Linked DNA regions of Homo sapiens: region 1 is linked to region 2. Evidence: read pairs that join two places in POLR2A ChIA-PET (ENCODE). Cell type or tissue: A673. All regions are shown on one strand.

Region 1 (5,000 bases), 250 kb after region 2:
GATGTTCGGGGAGATCGCAATGTTTCGGGGGATCGCAATGTACGGGGAGACGGCGATGTTCGGGGGTACCGCGATGTTCGGGGGGACCGCGATGTTCGGGGAGACCGCGTTACTCGGGGGGACGGCGATGTTCGGGGGGGATCACGATGTTCGGAGGGATCGCGATGTTGGGGTAGAACGCGATGTTCGGGGGCATCGCGCCGGTGCTACCAGAAGCCTCCTGGCCTGCGGGGCAAGCAGCAGCCGCAGGAATCAGACCCGGCGGAAAGGAGCCGCGGAGGGGAACTGAGTGCCTTCAGCCGGGCATGTTCGGCGAGATCGCGATGTTCGGTGAGATGGCAATGTTCGGGGAGATCGCGATTTTCGGGGAGACCGCGATGTTCGGGGAGATCGCGTTGCTCGGAGAGAGGGCGATGTTCGGAGAGGCCGCGATGTTCGGGGAGACCACGATGTTCGGGGAGACAGCACCGGTCCTTCCAGAAACCTCCTGGCCTGAGGGGCAAGCAGCAGCCGCAGGAAGCGGACCCGGCGGAAAGGAGCCACCGAGGGGAACTGAGTGCCTTCAGCTGGGCATGTCTGGGGAGATCACGATGTTCGGGGAGATCGCGATGTTCGGGGAGACAGCGATGTTCGGGGGCACCGCGATGTTCGGGGAGACCGCGACGTTCGGAGGGACCGCGACGTTCGGGGAGACCGCGATGTTCGTTCAGGGAGATCGCGCCGGTCCTTCCAGAAGCCTCCCCTCCTCTGAAACCCGCTGCAGTCCACAACCTCCCAGGTTTGGCCCCCGCCCTGCTTAGGCTACATCCCCGAACTCACCGACCCATCCTGCCCGGGACCAGCCAGACAGCAGGTGCAGAAGCGGGAGGCACAGAAGGAACGCGGGGCTGGCGGCCGCTGCCATTGTAGACCTGGAGCTCCGTGGACAGGAGGCGCTGATGGTTCCCTTCGAGGCTCACACCACGGCTGTTTATAAAGCTGCCCAGCCCGGCCCGCCGCGCGCAGGGATACACTGGGCGGGATCCTAGGCATGCACTTTTTTGGGGATGCTCCACCCCGTCACGCCCCGGGCTCGTCATCTGACAGCGGCCTGGCTGACGCAACTCTCCCCTCCGACCCGCCCCCGCGGCTTGGTGGCGGCGTGCGCGGGCCCCGAGCGGGCCAGGACGCCGTTCCTTCCGTTCCTTCCATGGCCCCATCAAATAATTTTTCAACACAGCATTTATCATTACCCCAGTGTAAACACTGATGCACAGGAAGATGAAGAAACTTGCATAGGAATACTCAGTGGCGGCGGTGTCTCCCTGTCACCGCCTGCGCCAGCGACACCCGCCCTCCCTCCGCCTGCAGTCGCGAAGTCCCCGCCCCTCTCCGTCCAGGGCGCAGCCGCTTCCCCATTCCGGAGCGAACCTTTTTTGCCTCTCCACTAAAAGCATGAGGTGGTCTTTGAGTATATTCTATATCCCTTTATGACTTCTGGAAAAAAAAAAAAAGAAAAGAAAGAAAGCCCTAGAGGGCTACCGTGATCAATCATGATGTGATCAGTTGTGTTTCCATGGAGAGCAGAAGCCGAGGGAAGAGTCTACGCATGCGTGGGGCTCACTTTGCTACACACCCTTCTGTGTCTAACAACACCCAAATCCGTGGCTGTATCTGCACCTCGGCTCAGTCCCTGGATGGTCCCTGCAGCCATCCTCAAAAGGGACGCCCGAGTGCATCCTCCTCTGAGTCACCATGAAACCATCTAGATCTGCGGGTAGAAGCCAGAGGGAGGTGGAGGGCCCAGTGGCTCTTGGCCGCAAGGGAGGGCTTAGCCTGCAGTAAGGACTGGGCAGAGCCCCTGAGTCCCACTTTGCCCCCAGCCACTCAGCCCATTCCCCAATGAATGAGAAAAATAGGCACAGACCTCCCACTCCACACAGTCTTCATGTGGGGAGACCTTCACCTGGTGACCATCAATCACCAGGGTCCTGAGGCTGTGGGAAAGGGGAGGAGGCCTGGACCAAGCCCAGGGCCTGACTATGCTTCAGGACAGGGACATGGGATGGCAGCCATCTCTGTGACTGAGCAGGGACACAGGAGCCAAAAGGTTCTGGCCTGATGCACTAGAGCCTCTGTCCAGGAGGGGCTACATGAAGGGTGGTCGGCAGGACAACAGTCACACGGGGGTGGGCAGTTCTCAGATTTGGGAGGGGAATAGCTTGGTGGGCCCAGGGATCTGTGTGTGAGAAAAGCCTCCCATGTACAGGGCTGGGGGCAGGAGCTCAGGTTAGTCCTAGGAGGAGGCCACTGGGAAGTCCCTGGCAGCACCACCCCTGAGGCCGGGTGACCTGGGCCAGTGACTGCGGGAACAGGAGGAAGGCAGAAGGAGGCTGGCAGGAGAGCCCCAAGCAGGACAGCCAGGTGACAGGAGGAGGGGCCTGTGTGCACACCTGGGCCCTCCTGCCTCACCCCTGCTGCAGGCATCCGGCCACTAGACTCAGGCCTGCCCAGGATGGGCATAGAAGTGGCCCAAAGGTTATTGTAATGGCCGGGATCTAGAGATCATGCATTCAGATATGGAAGTCAGCTCATATTGTGGCTGAATATTCCTGTGCAAGCTTCTTCAGCTTTCTGGGTGTGGATGTCCGCATGTGGAAAATGACAGATGCTATGAACACAGATGAAATGAGCAGATTCTACAAAGAACCCTATCCTTGCACATGCTAAGGACCCAGGGCAGGTCTCCTATTTCAGTTGTGAGCCCTGCCACCCTCCCTGAAGTCAGCAAATGCCAGGCCCACCCTGAGGAGAGCTGGAGCTCTGAGCCCAGGCCATGGCCTCTTCATGGCCCTGAGTGTGCTGTGAGGGGGTGGAAATGAAAACAAGACCCACCATCAGGATTCAGACACGTTTTTCAGACCTACAAAGGATGATTTTTCTCTCCGTCAGCTGGTGAGCCTGACATGATTTAAGGGTGGTTGGAGGCTGAGTGAACCAGTGAATGAATGAGACAGTTGTGGGAGTGAATGGGGCTCAGAGGAAAAGCACAGGTTCAGAGGGGAGCTGGAGTGGAGGTTGTAACCCCCAGGGTCCTGAGGGTGGCAGCATCGAGGTTGTAGACCTCATGGCTGGCACAAGTTGGTAATACTTTTTTTGTCTTTTTTTTTTTTTTTCTTGAGACTGAGTCTTACTCTGTTGCCCAGGCTGGAGTGAAGTGGGATGATCTCAGTTCAGTGCAACCGCCTCCTCCAGGGTTGAAGCGATTCTTTTAACTCAGCCTCCCAAGTAGCTAGGATTACAGGGCCTGCCACTGTGCCCAACTAATTTTTGCAATTTTAGTAGAGACAGGTCTCACCATGTTGGCTAGGCTGGTCTTATAAACTCCTGGCCTCAGGTGATCCACCTGCCTCAGCCTCCCATAGTGCTGGGATTACAGGTGTGAGCCACTGAAACTGGCCAAGACTTGGAAATTTGTATGCCCACCTGGGTGTCCACAAAGATTTTCCAAGGAAGAGTAACTTGGTTTTCAACCAGTCTGGGGGTGCTTCAACAGGATAGAATCTTCTAGAAAAACATAGCATAATGATGGACAGCATAATGATAGACTTCAGCTGGTTTGACTGAGCCTAGAGTGCACCAGGGCCAAACGAATCTTGCCTTTTTTTTTTTTTTTTAGACAGAGTCTCTCACTGTCGCAGGGGCTGGTGTGCAGTTGTGCAATGTCGGCTCGCTGCAACCTCCGCCTCCCAGGTTCAAGAGATCCTCCTGCCTCAGCCTCCCCAGTAGCTAGGATTACAGGTGCCAGCCAACACACCCGGCTAATTTTTTTGTATTTTTAGTAGGGACGGGGTTTCATTATGTTGGCCAGGCTGGTCTTGAACTCCTGACTTCGTGATCTGCCCGCCTCAGACTCCCAAAGTGCTGGGATTACAGGCATGAGCCACAGTACCCAGCCGAAAATCTGTGCTTTAAACAAATAAGGAACGAGTCTGAAAGTGGGAATGGAAATGGGAAAAGATAAGGGGGCCAGGAGGAAAGAGAAGGAGAAGAGAAAGGTTGGGGTCTGAAAGGGAACAAGAATCCAGACATTTCTGGACCCATGGCCTGGAGTTGCAAGTGGGCGGGGTGGGGCCACTGGAGCTGTGACAGCCTTGAGGGCCGGGGTGACTCACACAGGGACCCTCTGCTTCCTCCAAGCATATCACACCCTGGGCTCCAGGTCTCCAGTGGCACAGGTGCTGGCGCAGAGTTGGGTGTTTGCCTCCAGCCTCTACTCCTGCTACCAGGCTGGTCCGGAGTGGGTCGGATCAGTGAGTTCCAGGCTGGACCCTAAGCAGGGGTCGTGGGCCAACATGGGAGATCTTGGACTGCAGGGGTGGGGGGTCAGGAGGAAGGGAGGCTTCTGGAAGTTTCTAAAGGTCTCCCTGGAATTTAATGTGGCATTGCTAGCTGGAGCCAGCTTGGCATGGGGAGAGAGATGTGGGACTGATGAAAAGCGTGCAGCCTGATTTAAAGCCAAACCCTGAGCCCTTTCCAAGAACAATAAAGCATATTGTAGTCGCTAAAAGAAACGAACGAACAAATAAAGTAGCCTTTCTTGGTAGATACCTTCCATTTTTAAGCTTTACATTTAACATTGCCTTTTGAAAATAGTGTATATTATTTGATATTTTAAAATCCAACCTGGGAGTTTCACTGATTTATGTGATGAGTTTAGCAATTCAGCTTTATTGTAATTATTACTGTTTAGGATTTAGCTATGCCATCTTTTTTGTTTGTTTGTTTTAAGATATGGGATCTCCCTCTGTTGCCCAGGCTGGAGTGCAATGGCGTGGTCATAGCTCACTGCAGCCTCTAACTCCTGGGCTCAGGCCATCTTACTGCCTCAGCCTCCGAGTAGCCAGGACTACAAGCATGCGCCACCCACTGGGCTAATTTTCTATATTTGTCTGTAGAGATGGGGTCTGCCTATATTGCCCAGGCTGGTCTTGAACTCCTGAGCTCAAGCGATCCTCCCA
Region 2 (5,000 bases):
ATTAAAGGTGTGTCCCTAAACAGTGGCTCTGGTGACAAAAAGTGAAACAACTGTCTTCACAGCTGCTGGGGAAAGTTATCAGCTACTCCCTGCCCCACATTAGTGAGAGGCCCTCCTGTTGGTACCCATAGCACGAGGCCCTGGATCACCTCTACACATCTTTCTTGTCGTACATTTGTTGAGAACCCAGAGTCCGCAGAGTGCAAGGCACTGTGTGTCAGCCACAGTGAGGCCCTGGCACTGGGGGACGGGCTGTCTAAACACAGCTCTGACAAACACAATGACATGCAATGGCCCCAAAGCCACAGACAAACCTGAAGCGCTTTAGTGATTCAGGGAGAGAGAAAACTCCGCCAGGGGCAGGCAGGGAAGTTGCACACAGGAGGGAGGAGGTGAACTGACCTTGCGGAATGACAGGATTTGAACAGGTTTAGAGGGAAGGGAGAGCACTCCCAAGAGGCAAAATGGTAGCAGGAGGCAAAGAGACAAGATGAATTCTAAATGTGGGTGTAGAAAGGTCCTTGGCCAGGAAGCCAGTCAGCTCTGGGCTGCAAATATGCACGTCGATGGGGGCCAGACAGGTGACAGAAATGGAGCAGGCTGAGGGGCTATACAGTAGAGTGAGGAGTGCAGCAAACTGGAGAAAACATGGCCTGAGGGAAAGCAGCAGGGAACACGCCATTCCCACCTCCTGTCACCTTCTAGGAATATGTGCTCAGTGCTGCTGGATTTTCTACGTTTTCAGGAATAACTGAAAATAGAGTTTTTTAATGTAAAAAAATTCCAATTTTTAAAGCTGTCCGTCAACTTCTTAAAATATTGTGTAGGATAAACAAAACCCATTGGCCCATAGGCTGCCGGTTCCCCTTGTCCTGCAGAGACTGTCACACTGAAGGCTCCATGGCTCCAGAACAAGACAGGGGAATGACAGAAGGAAGAGATGGCCCCACTGCGGAGCCCGGGATAACAGGGAGGAGGCAGGAGGCTGTGGGAATGTCATGTATCAGGTGCGAAGCAACAGGGCTTGAAGATGATCCTGGCAAAAATAAGATTTTAAAATAGTGATAATAGGGAGGAATAAACAGATGGAGTTTGGAGATGAACTGGATGAGGGATCGGGGGAAAGAAAAGGTAAAGATAAGATCCAGGTTCTGAGGCTGAGAGGTTTTGGAGAAGGACAGTAATGACGGGAGCACACCGGGGCTCTGAAGACACCTCACAAACCAACACACAGTGTAGGCTTGGCCATCACCAGCCCCCTTGCCCCAACTTGCAAGCAGCAGTGGGACTCCGCATTGCCACTGCACTGGGAAGCGCTGCAGAACCTGGCGCTGGGCATGCCACGGATGAAGCTCAGAACAGGCTCAGGTACCAGGATGCAGAAATGCAAGCAAAGCAGGGTCCTGAAACACAGCTGGCCCGCAGTGACAACACACACACACACACAAATATATACACAAACATACACAAATATATACACAGACATACACACACATGAATACACACAATCCACACCACTCATACACACACATGCACACACACATACACAAACATATACACATACACACAGATGAATACACTCCACACCATTCATACACTCACATCCACACACACACACACACAAATATATACACAAACATACACACACATGAATATAAACACTCCACACTACTCACTCACATGCATGCACACACAAATATATATACAAACATACACACACGAATACACACACTCCACACTACTCATACGCTCACATGCACACACACACACACAAATACATACACAAACATACACTCCATGTGAATACACACATGGATGAATACACAAACATGAATACACACACTCCACACCACTCACATGCATACACACACACAAATATATACACAAACATACACACAGATGAATACACACACTCCACACCATTCATACACTCACATCCACACACACAAACACATACACAAACATACACACACATGAATACACCCATTCCACACCACTCATACACTCACATGCACACATACACACATACACAAATAAACACACAGATATATACACACACTTCTAACTAGCCAGAAAGTTTACACTGTCAGCCCTGTCTGATGTCACATTAGCTTTTAAAAAATATAAACGTTCACCCCTGCCCACAGCAGTGAAGGGAGCAGGCAGGAATGTTCAAGCTAAAACCTCACCTGAAGATGGATCATGGTCTCCAAGCTCTAGGAGACATAGCTTGGCAGCTTCCTGGAAATGACTGTGGCTAACAGCTCTCATCCGTCTCCATTTCAAAATAGGGATGGCAACGTAACACGGGATTAAACTCCTGTGCAAATTGTGGCAGCTGATGGAGAAACGTGGGGTGGCAGGGGTGGGGAGTGGCAAATGTCAGCTTATTATGGCCTGTTCAAACACTCATCTGAACAATAGCCACAATTTCTTATAGCTCATCTTTCTATAGGCCTATGGGAGCAAACTGGCATAGGAAGCGTATAAAAAGAACTGAATCCTTGGGACTATGTGAGCTGTCTATGAAAACATTTACATCTCATGTTTTCATTGTAATGACAATCCAAAATAATTCCTGTAAGCAAGCACAGTCTAAGAATAGTCTGGACAGCCGTGCTATAACCACGCTGTGCCGGGCTGCTCTGTGTTTACACATTGGCATCAAGCAGAATTATGTTAATTGTTGTGGCTAATGAGAAAAAAGCCACAGGGTAGATTTAATATATAAATGACTCATTCACGCCAAGTGAAGCCAAACGCTATCACTCAAAGGACACTGAGAGACGGCAATCTGTACCTAATTCCAGTGACAAAAGGAGTGAAGCCAGCCATCACAGCAAAGGGATGTTGTGCATTTGAGTTTCATTAGCTGGTACTTTATGTTTAATTTGCAATTTGGATGTGATTTTTATAACCATAGCATAAGGAATTTATACCCAGTTTTAAGTGGTATGTATTTAAATAATATAACATTAAATATTTAAATCAGCCCTGGAATCTGCAAAAAAAAATGTTCCCACTTAACAAGGGGCCCAACCTACCCTATGACACATCACTATATAATGTCAGAACACTGGGGATAAAGGGAGGATCCTGGAAGCTTTCAGAAGAAAACCAGGCCACACATGGAAGATAGAGAATTAATGTCAGTGGGTTTCCCTATAGCAACAGAGCATGGAAGCCAACAGCAAATATTCCAGAAACCCGAGAGGAAACCATTTCCACCCTCAAGGCCTACATCCTCCCTGCTATGGTTTGGATGTGGTTTGACCCCTCCGAAACTCAGGGTGAATTTGGTCCCCAGGGCAACAGTACTGAGTGAGAGGTAATGGGAACCTTCAGAGGTGATTAGGTCATGGGGGCACACCCTCATGCGTGCATTAACACTGTTCTCTAGAGACTGAGTTGGTTCTCATGAGGCGCTGGTTGTTATAAAGTGGATCAGCCCCCTTTGCCCCATCTCTTTTTTCAAGCGCTTGCCTGCCCTTCCAGTTTTCTGCCATGCTATTACACGGGATGAACGCTGTCACCAGAAGCCAACCAGATATGACCCCTCGACCTTGAACTTCCCAGGCCTTGAGGTTGGAAATTGGTTCCTCTTGGGATTCTGGAATCCCTGCTCTTGGCTTCCATTGGGAAGCCTGCTGACATTGATTATCTTCCTCCAGAACTAAAAGAAATAAATTTATTTTCTGTATACATTACCCAGTCTGTAGTCTTCTGTCACAGCAACAGAAAATGAACTAAGACATTCTCAGACTATCTATCAAGAGTAGAGAAAAAACCATAGACATTTTAAGACATATTAGGTCTTACATCTTCATGTATTTATCCTGTTTTGGGAAGGAGTGCTCCAGAAAAATAGAGAAATAAACTTTGATTTTCTTATATCCTCTACAGTTGTGGCTCATGAAGGCCAGAGGGCATGTCCCCAAATCCAGATTGAGGAAGGTACATGGGATGCCGGAGTGAAGAACGAAACAGATGGAGGCTTGACAAGCTGGGGAGCACGCAAGGCATGGAGATGAGCTTGCCTGATGCGAATCGAGGGCCCAGCCCCACCGGGCACCCATCTGCACAGGTGGCCAGGCCATTTAGAGTGGCTGGGGTAGGATGGCCTCACCTTGGGCCTTAGACAGAAGTAGCATGGGTAAACAAGCATATGCCTTTCCAGTGGGATCCTATATTACCAGTATTTCCCTAATACACATTTGTTTTTAAAGTTAAACCAATGGCTAAAGCTTGCTTAGAGCCAGAGAGCAAAGTCCTCCCAAAGCCCTTTTTAAAAACATCAAAATAGGCCGGGCACAGTGGCTCACACCTGTAATCCCAGCACTTTGGGAGATCGAGGCAGGCAGATCATGAGGTCTGGAGCTCAAGAACAGCCTGACCAACGTGTTGAAACCCTGTCTCTACTAAAAATACAAAAATTAGACGAGGATAGTGGCATGTGCCTGTAATCCCAGCTACTCAGGAGGCTGAGGCAGGAGAATCGCAGGAACTCGGGAGGCAGAGGTTTCAATGAGCCGAGATCATGCCATTGCACTCTAGCCCGGACAACAGAGCGAGACTCTGTCGCAAAAAAAAAACAAAAACAGAAACAAACAAAAAAAAACATCAAAATAGCCTGACTGAACCTGACTCCATTGACTCCATGGTGAAGTGAAGGAATGTTTTACATAATATTTACAGGAATCGCCTTTCTTGTCACCCAGGAGAGCAGGTCCTGACCTACCTATATCCTACGAAGGTTCACTTCTGGGGCACTGACGCAGATGCAAATGACAGCTGCGGCAGAGAGGAGAGCTCCCGGCAGGGACCATCCTCATGCCCCGTGTAGAACGCCTCCCTTTCCTCCTGCTCATGAAGACACATTCCAACACAAGTGAACAGGAGTGGCATTGTCTCACAAATCAACACTGTAAAACAAATACCAGTGCTCACACATGAAGATGCACATCACGGGTTACGTCAGATTATTCTAGAACTAGGCACAT

The links. ChIA-PET counts read pairs that join two places held together with the same protein. Peaks named below come from ENCODE experiments on the same cell type or tissue, not always from the same donor. Only the 100,000 strongest peaks of a DNase experiment are listed, where the experiment ranks them.
Region 1: POLR2A ChIA-PET joins it to region 2 with 6 read pairs; 2 of 35 experiments call an interaction of 5 or more read pairs at or near these places.

What each region holds. Positions count from the first base shown.
Region 1 is chr6:149,959,954-149,964,953 of GRCh38, reverse strand. ULBP1 (UL16 binding protein 1) reads right to left here and starts at 1,011. Exons shown (of 5, transcript NM_025218.4): 1 at 820-1,011. The coding sequence starts at 904. RefSeq lists an enhancer at 136-675. In A673, CTCF peaks have their summits at 722, 927 and 3,069; DNase peaks (open chromatin) are centred at 1,053, 1,573 and 3,083; H3K4me3 peaks cover 1,664 bases; H3K27ac peaks cover 991 bases; H3K27me3 peaks cover 809 bases.
Region 2 is chr6:150,206,465-150,211,464 of GRCh38, reverse strand. All of the region lies in intron 1 of PPP1R14C (protein phosphatase 1 regulatory inhibitor subunit 14C), which reads right to left. Among named protein-coding and RNA genes, the nearest start is that of PPP1R14C, 66 kb to the right of the region's middle. In A673, no CTCF peak of the experiment used is centred here; a DNase peak (open chromatin) is centred at 2,744.